Regions from separate parts of the Homo sapiens genome. Here region 2 is linked to region 1. Evidence: chromatin contacts called from ENCODE Hi-C or POLR2A ChIA-PET data. All regions are on one chromosome and are shown on one strand. The core of a region is the stretch at or near the end of the contact, and the rest is flanking DNA. Distances in the headings are between cores, read along the strand shown.

Region 1 (2,700 bases), core at 8-2,507:
ATATTTTGTCCCTCCTCATGTCATTTGTTATTCTGCCTATTTAAAAGGCCAACTCAGCAATATGAGTATGTTATGACAAAGAGATATATGAACATATTTTAAAAGCTTCTAGAATACAAAGGTACTTTCCTCTGTCAACAGACACACACACACAGAGAAAAGTAGTTTTTTTTTTTAAATTAAAGTAACATTTGATTATCCGCTACCTGGGAGCAGAAATTGTGGCTGATTTCATTTTAGATCTCTTTTTATTGCCATTTACCATTCAGTAGCAGTTTGTGGAATAAATAAATTAATATATGAATATTTTATCTGTGCTACTGTAAGATATAAGCTATATTTATATGGAATGATCATGTTCATCATAATGCTAAGCAATGAGCCAAAGTTACACAACTAATACATGGCTGAAGACGGAGTCAAGTCCAACTGTATTAAGCTCCAAAGCCCGCCAGCCTGACAGGCCAGCAGTCAATAAGTAGTACATGCATTTGAATGCTGAGTATGTTGTACACAATATATTGTAACTTTAAACTTTCAATTACTTATTCAAAAATAATTTAATATATGCCAAAAAAAGGGCACTGACCTAAGTAGTATATGGGTTACAAAAAGATCTTATCTTTGTATGCTTGAAATGTTGGCAGTTTTAAAAGGGAAACAAAATATAGACACCTAAAATATTAAGGAAGAATAGAAGGTATCATGCTCAATGCCAAATGTGAAGCAGAGATAGAATTTTCAGAAGAATTTAGAGATGAAAGAAATAACATAAATTAGAATAAACAGGAAATTAATTGTGGGAAAGAAAGGATTTAAGATGACCTTTGAAGAGCAGATAAGATTGAGATAACCAAAAGGAATAGAAGTGCATTCCTGATAGAGGAATTTCAGGAAAGGAAAAAAATACTTATTATTATTTCATTATAACAATTTTAAATAATGCAGAGTGTTTAAAATGAAAAAGCCTTCATGAAGCATATACTACTTTGAAGATCTTTTTTTGGTTAAAAAAAAAAAGACTTCTAACACTGTAAAACTCATGATTAGTGTTGTCAATACTTACTAGCACTGTATTTGGCACTTAGCCATAAAAGCTCACATGAACTCTCAATCACATATGTTTGATAAGTTTGATAAGAGCAAGTTTCCCTAGTAATATCCATTAAATTCTGTAATCAGACTGTGCACATCACATTTTATCAAAGTAGTTAGCCTTAAGGAACTGTGATACTCTGAAATGCTCATATGACATCATAAGCTTCCCACAAAGTCGAAGGAAATTTGCTATTCAGAGTGACTTAGCACTATTCAGTGTGATTTTAAACCAAGACAAGCAGGAATGTAAACACATTGTTACAACAATAAAATCAAAAAAGACTTTTGGAACTGTAGTTCCTAATCTGTTTAATATAAGGAAATGAGTCATTTGACTCTGTCATGCAAACTCTGTTTTTTATGAAGTATAAGACTTGGTGACCAACTAAGTTGTGAGGCACAGAAGTGTCTTGGTCACAATGACTAAGTAAAGTTAAATGCCTTAATGATATAATCTACAATAAGAGAAAACTTCAATATTTAATTTGGTCTAGTTGGTCAAAAGGTATCCAGGTGAATTTTCATGTTCATATTCTTTCAAGTAAGCATCTTTCTCCTGGAAGTGTCAAAGAGAATAGCTGAGGGTCAAAGAAAGGTAGATATTTCTAAAAGTTTGGCATTGCTGGTGAACTGCTTGTCAGTGATAAAATTGCATTAAAAATATCTTAATTCAGAAAGGTACTTTATCACAGGCTTTATATCCTGAGGTAGACATGTTTATCATGTAGTCACATGACATGCATGTGTCTAACCAGTTAAAAATAATCAAGGTGATTCATAAGAATGAATTGGTTTATTTTTTCTTAATTCTTTCTACTATGCTCTTACCGTATTATGAGGAGTTCCACCCAGACTCGTACAAAAGCTGGTAATGGACCAAAGACTTCCAAAATATATGTGTAATGACCTCCAGATTTCTTTATAGTTGTTCCCAATTCAGCATAAGACAAAGCTCCTGTGAAATATTTGTCACAAAATGGTACCAATTTAATACATTTTCAAGACACCCAGCATTAGAATAGATACAATAATGTTTATATGTTGCCTGAGATGTAACTGCCTCCTTTGGTCTGAATGGCATCCTTACTCAAGACAAATAACCATCATCTAATTGCTAAGACCCGCCAAGTTCCTTTTCTAACATCCTCACAGTTGAGATTTAGTGTATTCTATTTGAACACTATAATTTTACTTGAAATGACAAAGATACATGTCTGCAACAATATCATGTGTTCCAGAATTTTGAGCTGAAAACCTGGAAATAGGGGAAAAAGAGGAGAGAGATGTCAATAATATTGACCTATTTTTAGAAGAACACAACCTCACACCAAGACAAGGCATTAGTCCAAATGTTTGAGTTAGCTTTTAAGTTTTTTGAGTTATTTTTTGAGAACCCTTTTAATAAATTATGTTTCTGTGGAAAATCAAAATGAACAAGCTGTATCCACTCTTTAGAAAACCATGGACTCTCTGACTTGCAAGATTTCTTTTTTTTTTTTTTTTTTTTGAGACGGAGTCTCACTCTGTCGCCCAAGCTGGAGTGCAGTGGCGCGATCTCGGCTCACTGCAAGCTCTGCCTCCTGGGTTCACACCATTCTCCTG
Region 2 (2,700 bases), core at 187-2,686, 660 kb after region 1:
GCCCAGGCTGGAGTGCAGTGGCGCCATCTCAGCTCACTGGAAGCTCCGCCTCCCGGGTTCCCGCCACTCTCCTGCCTCAGCCTCGTGAGTAGCTGGGACCATAGGCGCCCGCTACCACGCCCGGCTAATTTTTTGTATTTTTAGTAGAGATGGGGTTTCCCCGTGTTAGCCAGGATGGTCTCAATCTCCTGACCTCGTGATTCGCCCGCCTCGGCCTCCCAAAGTGCTGGGATTATAGGCGTGAGCCACCACGCCCAGCCCCAAAAGCTCTTTTTAATTCAGCATTACTCCATTCAAGAAGGCAGTGTCCTTATGGCCTAAACACCCCATCAGGCCCCACCTCTCAACACTGCTGCATTTGGGATTAAGTTTCAAACATATGGTCTTAAGAGGAGACAAACATTCAAACCATAATAACTAGTGCCCTCAGATACACAACCAATTCACAATCCCTGTCTTAGGGACTTCTGTCACCTCAAAAAAAAAAACAATTCTATTACACATTTTCTCATTCTCCATTCTGCAACTCCGGCATCAGACAATCCTTTCGTCCTTTGAACATCAAAATAATGCTTCTCTTATTGCACTTACACTATGCTCGGTATCACAGTTCTGACTAATCTAACACACTGGAATGCAAGCTCTTAGAACCATGTCTTTTCATCCAATTTACCCAGCTATGTTTGATTCAGTTCCGTGTACATAACAGACCCTCAGTAAACATTTTTGGAATTAAGAGAGAGAACTAACCCCTGCATTATCAGCATATTGAACCCAAACCATATCAGGCTGTAAGGGCTATATTTTGACCCAAAATTTAGCCCCCAACCTGATGTAATAATGCCCCATAATATTACTATGTTCTGTACACTTGTATCAACACACAAACATGTACAATTCACTGCCTCAACCTCTTTCCATATATTGTTGAAGAATTCATGGGAGCAAGAGGTTCTCAAAGGTCTCATTCACTCCTGATTTTTTGTCCCTTTTCACAGGACCTGTGGGTATATCATCTCTGACTGGTAGTATTTTAAATTTACCCAGTGGTATTTAAATTTATCTGATAGCATTTTAAATTGATCTAATTTATTTAATTTACTTAGTCTAATTAAACATCATCTCCACCTGATGTTATTTAACTTCACCTAATGGTATTTTAAATTTATCACAGTCTAGAAGTTAATCAGAATCAATAAAATTGGTTTAGGGCAGTGCTTCTCAAAGTGTTGTCCCTGGACCAGCAACAGCATCAGGATACTTGGGAGAAATACAAATTCTCAGAATCAAACCCAAACCTACTGAATCAGAAACTCAGGGAGTGCCTGGCCAGCTTTCATTTTCACAAACCCTGCAGGTGAGTCAGATGCATGCTTGTTTGAGAACCACTGGTGAAGGGATTGAGTGAAATTGTTTCTGGACAAATAAACTGGTAACACAGATGGGAGATAAGAAATTTTTTGATGAAAATGAACTATCCCTGGGTTGTGGTTTGCATAGATTTGCAGGAGACCAGCCGAGATAGCAGATGAATGTAGTGGCTGAGACCTAATTCTCTGATTGGCCAAGGTACAAGATACGCATCTGTTTACTCTGGAACTAAGAGGATAGGGAATGTGTCATAATGTGACACTGTCAGCACACAGAGTTATTTTTAGAGCTAGGTTTTTGCTTCACAAGTAGAAGAAGGATTTAGAATACACTCAGAAGAATACAGTATATAAATGTCTTCCAATTGTGGGTTTTCCCTTCACAATGGTAAATTCAGAAATAAAAAGAGCCGAGTGATTGATTGCACAGTGGCTCACGTAACAGTGGAGACAGCCAGCCTCACCTGCAAGTATTCAAGCATGTTAATTGGTGCCTAGGTGGCTCAGGAGCCTCACCTGATCTGAGATGGCTGCTGGTGGCACACACACTCTCATGTGCAATAGGATTACTTAATTAACCTCTACAACACCAAAGGGCCAAGGCACCCCAGAGCCACTTTTTTGCTGCATAACTACTTCTTATCTTCATTAAGTCTAGTGACAGCTTTCCTAACAGTAGGAAATCATGCCTTAGCCTATGCTTGATGACTCATTACTAAGCCAAGTTAAGCAAAATCTGTGGCTTTCCAAAAAATACAGTAGGGACTGGTAAAAGTTTAAAAATTCATTCTATACAGAGTGCTATTGGCTAAGTTCCTTAATCAAAGGATTTTTCGTGATTTCTTGGAGAATCAAATTGGCTGCGGAGATTTAGCTATCTATTTTAGAGATGTGTAGGAGACATTCGGCAAGAAAGAGTAAGCATAAGAAGATTCAAGGAACTTGCAGGGAGCAAGAATTTTGCACCTACGTTTTCAAAAATCAAGATGTAAGTGAGTACGGTCAGGTCTACAATTGGGAGTCAAAGTGGAGCTCAAATCACAAGTAGCTATATAGGCCAGGTGCGGTGGCTCATGCTTATAATCCTAACACTTTGGGAGAGCAAGGTGGGAAGATCACTTGAGGCTAAGAGTTCAAGACCAGCCTGGGCAAAATAGAAAAACCATGTCTCTACAAAAAATAAGTAAATAAATTTAATTAGCCAGGCATTGTGGCATAGCCCTGTAGTTCCAGCTACTCAGGAGGCTGAGGCAGGAAGATCACTTGAGCTCAGCAGTTCAAGGTTATAGTGAGCTATGATCGCACCACTGCACTCCAGCCTGGGCAACAG

What was found. A loop is a pair of places that touch in the nucleus more often than their neighbours do. ChIA-PET counts read pairs that join two places held with the same protein, here RNA polymerase II (POLR2A). Pooled maps may share reads with other maps.
Region 2: a map of PC-9 shows a loop between it and region 1 (7-fold over the local background). The contact joins two enhancer-like sites. A Hi-C loop is called at or near these places in 1 of 168 maps with a recorded cell type or tissue (PC-9) and 2 of 50 pooled maps. POLR2A ChIA-PET finds 5 or more read pairs at or near these places in 1 of 52 experiments (WTC11).

What each region holds. Positions count from the first base shown.
Region 1 is chr4:138,234,399-138,237,098 of GRCh38, forward strand. It overlaps SLC7A11 (solute carrier family 7 member 11), which reads right to left. Exons shown (of 12, transcript NM_014331.4): 2 at 1,927-2,053. Among named protein-coding and RNA genes, the nearest start is that of SLC7A11, 6.6 kb to the right of the region's middle. Within about 2 kb of position 1,258, at least 8 of the 41 ENCODE cell types and tissues checked have a DNase peak (open chromatin) inside an H3K27ac peak, as active enhancers do; they include PC-9, where a contact is called at or near this core.
Region 2 is chr4:138,896,520-138,899,219 of GRCh38, forward strand. All of the region lies in intron 2 of LOC105377448 (a long non-coding RNA gene), which reads right to left. Among named protein-coding and RNA genes, the nearest start is that of NOCT, 120 kb to the right of the region's middle. Within about 2 kb of position 1,437, at least 3 of the 41 ENCODE cell types and tissues checked have a DNase peak (open chromatin) inside an H3K27ac peak, as active enhancers do; they include PC-9, where a contact is called at or near this core.